Regions from separate parts of the Homo sapiens genome. Here region 2 is linked to region 1. A link is a loop called in an ENCODE intact Hi-C map of the cell type or tissue named here. Cell type or tissue: Caco-2. All regions are shown on one strand. Each heading gives the region's core, and the rest is flanking DNA. Links, peaks and the distances in the headings are about the cores only.

Region 1 (5,398 bases), core at 297-5,296:
TAGATCATAATGTGAAGGAATAATCCAAACAATGATGTCTAGTATTTTGTTGTATCAGTTGGCTGTCCTGCAATGATTCAACTGAGAACATTCTGTGCTTATTATCCAGTAAAGAAATGACACAGAAGAAATTTGAGGGCAAAGGGAAACTACATTATGCATAAAAGCAAAGCTTCACCCATGATAGAAAGAATTCCTAGGGCTTGGAAGAAGGATGAAAAATAAAGTAATGAAGCTGATAGGGTGTGAAAAGAGAGAGCTAACCCCAGTGGGACCTTGCCTTACATGAGTTAACATTCAGAGAGACTGCCCAACTAAAATTTTAGCAAGCACCACCCATCTCTTAGTCTGTGAATTGCATGAGTTTCAAGCTAGAGAACACACACCATTTAGTCTTCTTTTTATAAGCATCACACAGTGCCTTTACCAAAGTATTAGCGGAGTTAATTGGCTTTTCTTTTAGCATCTCTTCTTTCATGAACATTGAGCATAACTTCCATTGACCATTCAAAAGGGATGATACTTAGGCACGTCTTGAGACTTTGCTGTATTCATAATAAAATTATCCTGTGAGGACACCCCTCATTTCTGCTAAACTGCCACTAACACTTTTAAAGTTTCAGGTTGTTGGCAAGTATCTGAGATAAAGAGAGAGCCTATGTGCTTAGTCCACCAGTGATGGCAGAAAGGAATGGCTCATGAACCTGTCTACATGTGGAGCTAAATGGAACCAACTCAACATCATTCCCCCTCCCACTTGCCACACTAAAAATAAATAAATAAATAAAAGACTTATATTTCTGAGTCATGTTTAAAATTAATTAAAAGGATGTTTGTATGAGTCCATTATGGCATTAAACCAATTCCACAAAGTAGTCTAGGGAAAACCTCATGCTATCAGATCCCTCTTGCGTTCTGCAATTTCTGAAAAAAAGATGTTCATTGCAAAGTGATATGAGCACTGGAAAGGTACTAATTCCAATTTGATTCTAATTGGATGAGTGACATGGGTAAGCGATTCTAAGCATTTGTGTTTTTTTTAGTAGTATGGAATTTAATTAGTTCTCAGTATGTTAGTGAAGATTGAATGAAAACATGCATATGTTTCCATGTATTATAAATATTTTAAAATGCAAAAAATTATTCTAATGAATATATAAATATAAAGCATAACAATAATAATACAATACCACCCATAAAGTCATCATCTAATTTAAAAACTAAAACATTAACACTTGAATCTCCCCCATTGCAACATCTTTCCCGACTTGTGTGTTTTTTTCTTTTGCTTTTAAAATTTTTGTTTTATCATATGTCTGCATAAGATTATATAGCTTTCCTTGTTTTAAGCTTTTTAAATAATATATTGTAGTTATATTATTTGTGCTTTGCTTTTTTTACTTAACATTATGGTTCTAAAATTCAGTAATGTGTTGGGCATGTATAATTTGTTTATTTTTAATCTCTTTGACATTCGACTATATAAATTTCAGTTTGTTTATTGACTCCTTTGTCTATAGATACTCTGCTATTTCTGTTTTTGCTGTTACAAAAATAATGCTGTTTTAAATTTCATTTTGTATACTTTTTTGAGGCATGTGTATGAGTTATTCTAAGGTAAAAAAATAAGAAAAAATTGCTGGGTTATAAGATTGTCACATGCTCGAATTTACAAGATAATGCCAAATCATTTTTCAAAGTAATTATACCTATTTATACTACCGGTATGAGTATATTGGTGCCCACATAGTTGCTTGTTCTGCCAAAGTTTGGTATGATCGAACAATAATTTTTGCCCATCAAATGGCATAAAATAAAATCTCAGTGTGCTTTTAATTTGCATTTTCTATGTTTAAGAATTGTTTCTTTTTTAACCATTTATAATTTACTTTTGCTGAAATGCTTGCTTATTATTTTTGCTCCCCATTTTTTCCTATTGGATTGCTTTTCTCATTAATTTATAAGAATTTTATATGGTTTAGATACTAATTATTATATTACTGAAAATACCTTTATCAGTTTGTTGTGTACTTTCTACTTTATGTCTTGTGATGGATAAAAGTTTTAAATTGTATTGTGTTGAAGTTAACATTTTTAAATTTTATAATCAGCATCTTTAATAATCTCTTTATAAAATTTTCCTTTACATAGATGTCATAAAGATACATCTCTATAATTTCTTATTTTTTTGGCATATGTTCATTAAGTCATTTTATCATTTTTTAGTAATAAATTGCAGTTATTTATGAAACAAATAATTTTTAAAATTATATATGCTTTCTTTAAAAATTGATCTTAGCATGCTTCACTATGAAGCTTGAGGCTTCACTGCACGTTGTACTGAAATTATGTATAAAACAGTGGTTCTGAAAATCTCTGAGTTCATGACACCTTTAGTGTCTCAGGTTTTTTTGCTTTTGTTCTTGTTTTTTCTCACAAAGCACCTAAGTTAAATAAAAACAAAGCACAAAGCTATCAGCTTCATGTATTAAGTAGTAAGCTCCCATGTTAACAGTTGTAACTTGCCTGGTGCCCAATAGATGTCACTCTGTTTTCCTAGAAACTTTAAAATATCCCTCAGTGCTCCTGTTAATTCATGGTAGTGCCCCAAGGCACTCTGGCACCCAGTTTTGGAACTGCAGTTTTAAAAGTCATAAATTGAATGAAAATGATAGCAAAGGTGGAGGTTTTTAAAGAGCTATTTATAGGTCCCTGGACAGCATCTTTTTTCAATTAGGCAGCAACCTTTTTGCCCTATGCCGTAACCTGTGTCTGCAACTTCCTCTAATTGGGGTGAGTAAGAGATTTTGTTATGTATATAATAGCTAAGAATATAGTAATAATGGCTTAAATCATGGTTATTTTTAAACTACTAACATTTAGAAGACAAAATAAAAATGCTTTGAAAAGTATAGAGGTTTTAGTGTAATTAGCAGGGAATAATGAAATGATTTGATAGGGCTACTCAGTTTTGTATAACTTTGGTGCTTTAAGTCTGAATGCAGAGCATGGATGTTGTGATCCAGCCTTTATATGTTTTCCCTGAAGAAGATTTAATTTATTTGGCCTTTTGAGAAACACATTTGGCATTGTAATATGTTTTGCTTCCAGGTTCTATCTCCAAGGATAATTTGACAAAATCACACATAAATTTATTTTCAGGGCACACAGTTTCCCTTTTAGGGAACTCACAGAGGTAGAGAGTAATACAATAATCACATTTGAATATTCAGTAAGTGAGGTCCTCATAGATCTTATGTGTATGTCACCATGTATATAATTTTGTTAATCACTAGATGTATGAGACAAGAAATTTGAGGAACCTTAACTAGAGATTAAAATAGGGATTTAAATCAAAGAAACATTTAAATGCCTCCTTTATTATTTAAATACCTGCATGGTGAATCATTGAAAAAAAAATAAAAAGCATACAACTTGGGAATATTCTAAACCAAGAAGAATTTGTTATTCTGGTTGATTTTTTTTTTTCAGGCTCCCACAGGCAACTTACCTTTATCTCTTTGTGATTTTTATTTCTTGTTAAAATATACAGAAATAGTTAAGCAGATTCATAGAGCTGAATGATAAAATTGTACTACGAGATGCACTGGGACTCAACGTGACCTTATCAAGTGAGGTGAGCCATTCATTAATTCAGATAATGGAACTTATTATCATAATCTTTTGCTTATGCTATTGTTGAGCTTAACTACTTATTCATATTTGCATATGCATATTGAGATAATATCATTTCATTAATTTCAGTACTGAACACTAATCTCCTAAGAGTAATTGTGAAAGTTTCAGATTGCACTATTTTTAACTATATATCTGTATGTTATCTTCATATATGCTTGAATAACTTATAAGCAATTGAAACTTTCAATTACAGTATACTATTGAAGCAAATCAACTAATATATACACATATCCATTAGCAATAGTAGATAATTTTTGTAAATGTCCAGCACAGTTCTTCATATGTAGAGGATGTTCAAATTGGCTAAGTTCCTTTTCTCTCTTAATTATTAGTATTTTTCCTACTGCTCTTTGTATAATTATTCCTTCCTCTTTAGCTCCAATCCTTACAATCTATTCTTAACATAGCAACTGGAAGAAAGTTTTTAAACATAAACCAGATGATGTCACTCCACCCCACAAAACTTCCACTATTCTCTGTCACACATAGAAAGAAAGAAAAAAAATATTGAAAACCTACAAAGACTTGCTATGATCTGGTCCAGGCTCTCCCTAAAATTTCATGTAATTTCCAGCCACTAGGCCTTTCTGGCTCTCCTTCAATCTCATTAGCCTTTTCACTACTACAAGTTAGACTGGGTTTTGGCCGAGGTATTTCTTTTTTTCATATTTTGCCTTTGCCTAGATTGCTCTTCCAATAGATATTCACAATTGCATCATCATTTCTATATACGTGCTAAAAGGTTTCCTTGTCCAAAATAGCTTCAGTGACCACCTGATCTAGAATAGTCTCGATCAAAAGTTTCTTTTCCTTTTCCTCACCACTTGATATTTATATCAAACATTTATTTGTGTAATTTATGTGTTTGTTTGTTTTCTGTACTAGCATTATGATGACCATACTATTTGATGCCCCCCAAAAAATACTTTCGAGAATGACAGGGAAAGCTAAAATAATTAAATTATATAATTTTGACATAGGCACTATTGACAAAAAGCAATTGATGTTATGATAGTGTTAGATCTATGAAATAGTACTATTTAAAAGTAATTCTCTGAAATACAATTTTCTAAAACTAAAAGCAGCATATGTACATGAAACACCAAAAAACTTCCTTATATTTATCACTGGAAGATTTAAAATAGTATAAGTAGTAACTTATTTAATATATTTTTGATTATTTAATTAATTTTATAGTATCCAACTCTAATATAATGCCAGTGGTATTTGTTCAAAATATTTTAATGTTGTCTATTTATTTTTAATTTGCCTAAAAATTATCTTAAATGAAAATTTTTGGTTAATAAATTTGAAAATACTGAAACCCTCATCTCAGTCTCTGTGGATCCTAAAGTTTTTAGTTGAGAAAATAATTTTTCTCTAGAGAATGAAGTAGCTTGTAAGCTTGGAGAAATTTCTGCTAAATAAATGATATTATCAACTCTATTTTCTTCAATACGAAATATATAAATATTTCAGCTCATATATTTTTGCAGGTGCTATGCTTTTGCTTCCAATCATAATTTCTGACAAATATTTTGGAAGTCAAAACTTGTCTTCTATTTTGTTATTTAAAATTATATAGACTACTTTTGTAAACCTTTATACTATCAAATCATAGGCAATTTCAGTTTGATTTCATTCTGGTGCAGAATATAAGTTTATCCAAGTAAAACTGGAGTCACTTCAAAAGATTCCT
Region 2 (5,398 bases), core at 238-5,237, 1.2 Mb after region 1:
TTACTCAATAACTAGCCAATTTATGAATATTACTATAATTATATTCATTGCTAATTGCAGAAAATTTTTAGGATCTTTTAAATTGCATGGCATCATTAGTGTTGATGAGCCAATTTTACCAACTTAAAATAAGAGCTCCCACCTATTTATTAAATTATTGCTAAAATTACTCTGAGATAGTTCTGCATCTGACATCAGGGATTTTACTATTATAACTTGCATTTGTGTCACCTTGGACTATTATAAATAGGAGGTGACAAATATGTAAACTATATATTATGTTTTATGCTTGTTCTTTTCAGTTTCTTTAACATTTCATACAGTGCCAGACTGAATTAGCTATTTCTGTCTAATTGACAAATGCAACAATGTATTGGGCTAAGTGCTTAGAGAGTTGCAACAAGAGAGATTTTTTACTTCAGTGTCAAGATCCTGTCACTGCTGCAGGCTATTTACCTTGTTTCAATAGCAAGGTCACCATCAGAGTCACCTGCCTTTTTGGATATGAAAAACTTGTTGGCAGAAAAGACGTTTGGAATTCTTACAGCTGGTCGAGAGGGACAGAAGATTTCAATATGCTGCATATGACAAAAAATAGATTTTGGGTTTTTTCCCCCTACATAGCTGACTTTGTTTTAGCTAGTGTTGTTACCTTTGCCTCTGCCATTATTTATACCTTGGATAATGACAGAACAGGCCCATGTCTCAGCGTTTCAGCCATTTTTAGCCAGAGCACATATGCAATATGATTTCATCAATGTGTTTTGCCTTATATTGGCTAATGATGTTTATTTTCCTTATATTGGCTCACAAGATTCTTTTTGTTTCATTTTTACTCATCTGTACAAGTCATCTTTTTTTTTTACAAAATTTAACTTTCTGTTACATAATTTTATTCTAACCAAATATATGTGTAATCTTTCTCCAAAATCCATCTCCTCACTTAAAAAATTATTACTCCCTTCTCTATTATATATGTTATGAATGTTTCCCATATGAGTTTTTTTTACTTTTTGATTATGTTTTTACAAATCAATTGTATTATTATTTATCAACAGTAAGCATTATTATTAATGAACAATAGTTAATGCACTAAACTAGACAGCATAAAGAATCAAAGAACTATGATTTTTCAGTTTTCACTTTCCTCATATTTGTACATATAAAGGAACTAATATCCTTCACACCAAGGCTTCATCAGAGGTCTGATTTATGACAAACACCAGGAGGCACAAAATTGAAAAAAGCATCAGCCTCTGCAGCCTGTAAAGATTGGGATACATTTTTGTTGGCTGTAGACTCCATATTTTGTGGGTCACGTTTAAACTCCATTGCAGATCCTTAGTCTCTGGTTTCTAATCTCCCTGTTTACCCTATTGGGTAGGTTGACTCAGGTTATCACCTTGTGTTTTTGCCTTGTTTTGCTGTTTCTTTTGATGATAAGTTCTCTCTAAAATTGTAACTTTCCTATGAATATCAGCACAAACAAAAAATAAAATATTTCTCTCTGGCACACTGCAGTTTAGATTTTTCTACACTTGAACGCCTTTAGTTCCTGAGAGAGCTTCTCCTAAATTGAGGAAGAACAAGTTTGGGTGTCTGTCTCAGGATGTGACATGAGAGGACACTGAAAATCAGGTATACGTAAGCTGAAAAACGTTTCAAAAAGGAGAGAAGATTGAGTATAACCAAGAATGTCAAAGGAAAATGTTCACACTGGTTGTATGCTCACTAAATCCCTAGTCCTTTCCGCTTGTGAACTTTCACACCTTTATAATTAAATAGGCACCATTCTTATCCCCATTTTATAAGTGAGTAAATCAAGTCATAGAGAGGATAAGTAACTTAAGGTCTTGCAGTCAACAAGTGGTCACAGCAAAATTTGAACCCTAGCAGTTTGCCTGCCCACAGCACACGCTGTTATTGTTATATCATTATACTAGAAGTGCTACCGAGTATCAGGTGTGATAGCAAAAGTAAGTGCAAAAGAGATACCTGTATGTGCCTAACATTGATAAAGCTGAAAAATTACTTGAGTTGGTAACTGTGATAGTTAAGACAATAACCTCTTATGAATAATGAGGTTGACAATATAATTTATCATCCAGACCTGAACACTTTTGAGGATGAAAAGGGACTATTAATAATTATTTTGAGACAACAGGCTTAATTCAGGGCCATCTTTAGTAATCTGGAAATTAGATCAGTTAATGTATGAGTGGCATCCCCAATAGTTCAGGTGCAGCAAATAGGGCCAACACAGAAGATTGTTACACTGATCTAGCCAGTGGGAGTAAGCCAGGAAATAACTGTTTTGTACCAATTTTTATGTAAACATTTCCTGCCATGGGCAGGTTACTTACTACATTTATTATAGGTTTTCAGAAAGTAATATTACACCTTGCAGAATATCCTTTACAGAATTTCATTTTGAAATGCTGCTCACTTGATTTCTATTTCAGAATATGACAAAAAATAACCATATGAAATCCCTTGCTGCACCTGTTTCAAGATAGGTTTGTGACAAGTGTACATTATATCATCCAGTATCCTTTCTAAAAATGTGACACATGAAATATTCCATTTAGAAATCAATGTTAGAAAAATGTTTTCTCTAAAATAGATAGGTTTACTTTTCTTTAATTATGAAAATTAGTTCATTCTGTTTTAATTTGGCCTGCAGAATATGTTGTCTCTTCTAATCTGCATTCTTGTCTTCTCAAGTACTTGGTCTTCAGTATCTATGTATATTTATATTTTTTCTTGTCTGGATTTTCTATTTCAATTTTCTGTTTTTAAAATATTATAAGTACTTTTTTTGTACACAGCTTTAAATCCTTCATAAATGGGATTGAACAAAGTATTGTAGATACATTTATGTTGTAGCAAACCAGTACAATCTAAATAGAGCTTTAACAGTGATCCTTCTGTAGACAACTATCGACAATGTTTTTTGTTTAGTATCTTTACAGGAAAATACCTAAACTAATGTCCACTGATTGCATCATCAGTGTTTCTGAATAGCTAATTTATGTATACTTTATCCTCTAAACCAAAATAAAGGCAGCGCTGTTCAGAAATGCTTCAATTCTTGCCACTAGCTCCCCTAAGTGGGGAAGGCTGGCATAACACTGATTAAATACTTAGGTGTCAAACCTTCTGCACAAAAGCCAGCGAGAGTCATACCTACACCAAAGATCTCTTATTACATTTCTTAAAATGCTGTCAAGATGAAAATACGGCAGGCCATATAAGAAAACAGGTCCTGGTATATTTAATATGAAAATTCATAGCAAAGGAATTTTGTAAGGGTTGAAATTTGGAAGAGCATAGACCTGTGCCTGATTAGATGTGTTATATATTAAACCTAGTGAACAAAGAGTTGTCACATTATCCCTGATTCTAGAACAACCACAACTTGAAAGGAGCTTGCCTCATTGTGTTCCTCCTCAATATACTGAATTACTTTTAGATATAGAAATTTACTTGGTAGAAGTCATTAATATCTGTACTATAACTAAATGTGAATATAAAGACCATAATTTAAACCATAGTAGATAAAAAAGGATTGGAGAATAGAGAAGAAACTAAGAAACTCCTCAAAAACTGGGTAAAGGAAACATAGGGCCTAGATTGATTTGCCATCAGTCAAAGGAACATAAGTAAATTTTAAGTGATCTCATCACAAATAACTGATAAGTATGTGAAGTATGTGACATGTTAAGGAGCTTGACTTATTCCACAATGTATACATATTTCAAAAGATAAAGGTGCATACTATAAATGCATAAAGTTTTATTGTCAATGTTAAAAAGGCAAGTATAGATTCTATAAATAAATTTGAAACTACTGGAAAAATAATAGTGTCTCCCAAGATCTAGAGGAAATGCACAATTTAAAAATATTTTCTGTGGTAAACATAAAGTAATATGACAGTAATTTTTTCTCTAAAGATTCTGAGGCACACACCTATTTCTTTCTAATTATAATATTAAGGAGATTTGGTAAACATGATAGACAGATGCATAGATTGATTAAATTGTGTTTTCCAAAATGATACCTCAAGTCCTAACCTCTGGTAACTGTGAATGTAACCTTATTGTGAAATGAGGTCCTTTCAGGTGTAATCAAGTTAGGATGAGGTCAGACTGGATTAACGTCTACCATAATCCAATGATTGGTGCCATTATAGGAGACATAAAGAGCAGAGAATGCCATGTGCAGATACACAGACATGAACACAGGCAAGAAGGCCATGAAAAGATAGAGGCAGAGATTTGAAGTGGCAACCACCAAAAGCTAAGAAGAGGCAATAAAGTATTTTTATTGTCTGTCTTTAGAAAGAACATGGCCCTGCTGCCACCATAATTTTGAACTTACAACCCCCCAAACTGTGAGATAATAAATTTGTTCTCTGAAGCCAACCAGTTTGTTATTTTGTAAAAGCTGACCCAACAAACCAATACAGACGATTAGACAATAAACTAGAGAGATAAATTACTATACATACAGGAGGCATGTAACCTTGCCCTGAGTTTCATACCTGGATAAGATAAAGTCCTGTCCCTTTCAGTATTATTTAATGAGGCTATATTTGCTTTGCTCCCTTGGGACTCCTTCTGGGGAGCCATGAATTCTTTGCAATATTTGATAGATAGTGGAGGCACGGTTCTTAAGCAAAAATTACTATTGCTCTTACCCTAATTGATATGGTTTGGCTGTGTCCTCACCCAAATCTCATCTTGAATTGTAATCCCCGTAATCCCCACATGTCACAGAAGGGACTAGGTGGGAGGTAATTGAATCATGGGGGCTGTTTTCCCCATGCTGTTCTTGTGATAGTGAATTTTCATGAGACCTGATGGCTTTGTAAGCATCTGGCATTTCCCCTGCTGGCAGGCATTCTTTTTCCTGCCGCCCTGTAAAGAGGTGTCTTTTGTAAAGAGGTGTCTTTTGCCATGATTGTAAGTTTCCTGAGGCCTCCTCAGCCATGCTGAACTGTGGATCAATTAAACCTCTTTTTTTTTTCTATTAATTCACTGTCTCGATTATATCTTTACTAGCAGCATGAGAACGGACTAATACACACTAGTCTACGATGTAACTGAGAGTATAAAAACATGAACACAGACACATCACTCAAAAAGTCAAGCTTCACCTTAATTCAGAAAACGTATTAGGCAGGGAAATGCCTTTATTAAAGGAGACCTCTTGGACACCATTTGTTTTAACTTTTATTTTAGATTCGGGTGTACACGTGAAGGTTGCCACATAGGTAAACTAGCGTCATGGGGGTTTGTTGTACAGGTTATTTCATAACCCAAGTATTAAACCCAACACCCAATAGTTATATTTTCTGCTCCTCTGTCTCCTCCTACCCTTCACCTTCTAGTCGACC

The links. Hi-C counts contacts between places; a loop is a spot of excess contacts. Peaks named below come from ENCODE experiments on the same cell type or tissue, not always from the same donor. Only the 100,000 strongest peaks of a DNase experiment are listed, where the experiment ranks them.
Region 2: a loop joins it to region 1, with 7 times the contacts of the local background. A loop is called at or near these places in 2 of 110 quality-filtered maps.

The regions. Positions count from the first base shown.
Region 1 is chr2:192,747,236-192,752,633 of GRCh38, forward strand. PCGEM1 (PCGEM1 prostate-specific transcript) reads left to right here and starts at 2,610. Exons shown (of 4, transcript NR_152587.1): 1 at 2,610-2,793; 2 at 3,554-3,637. In Caco-2, for the core only: a CTCF peak has its summit at 2,558 (motif pointing right); no DNase peak of the experiment used is centred there.
Region 2 is chr2:193,960,608-193,966,005 of GRCh38, forward strand. No RefSeq gene overlaps it. Among named protein-coding and RNA genes, the nearest start is that of LINC01821, 380 kb to the right of the region's middle. RefSeq lists an enhancer at 4,604-5,125. In Caco-2, for the core only: a CTCF peak has its summit at 3,103; no DNase peak of the experiment used is centred there.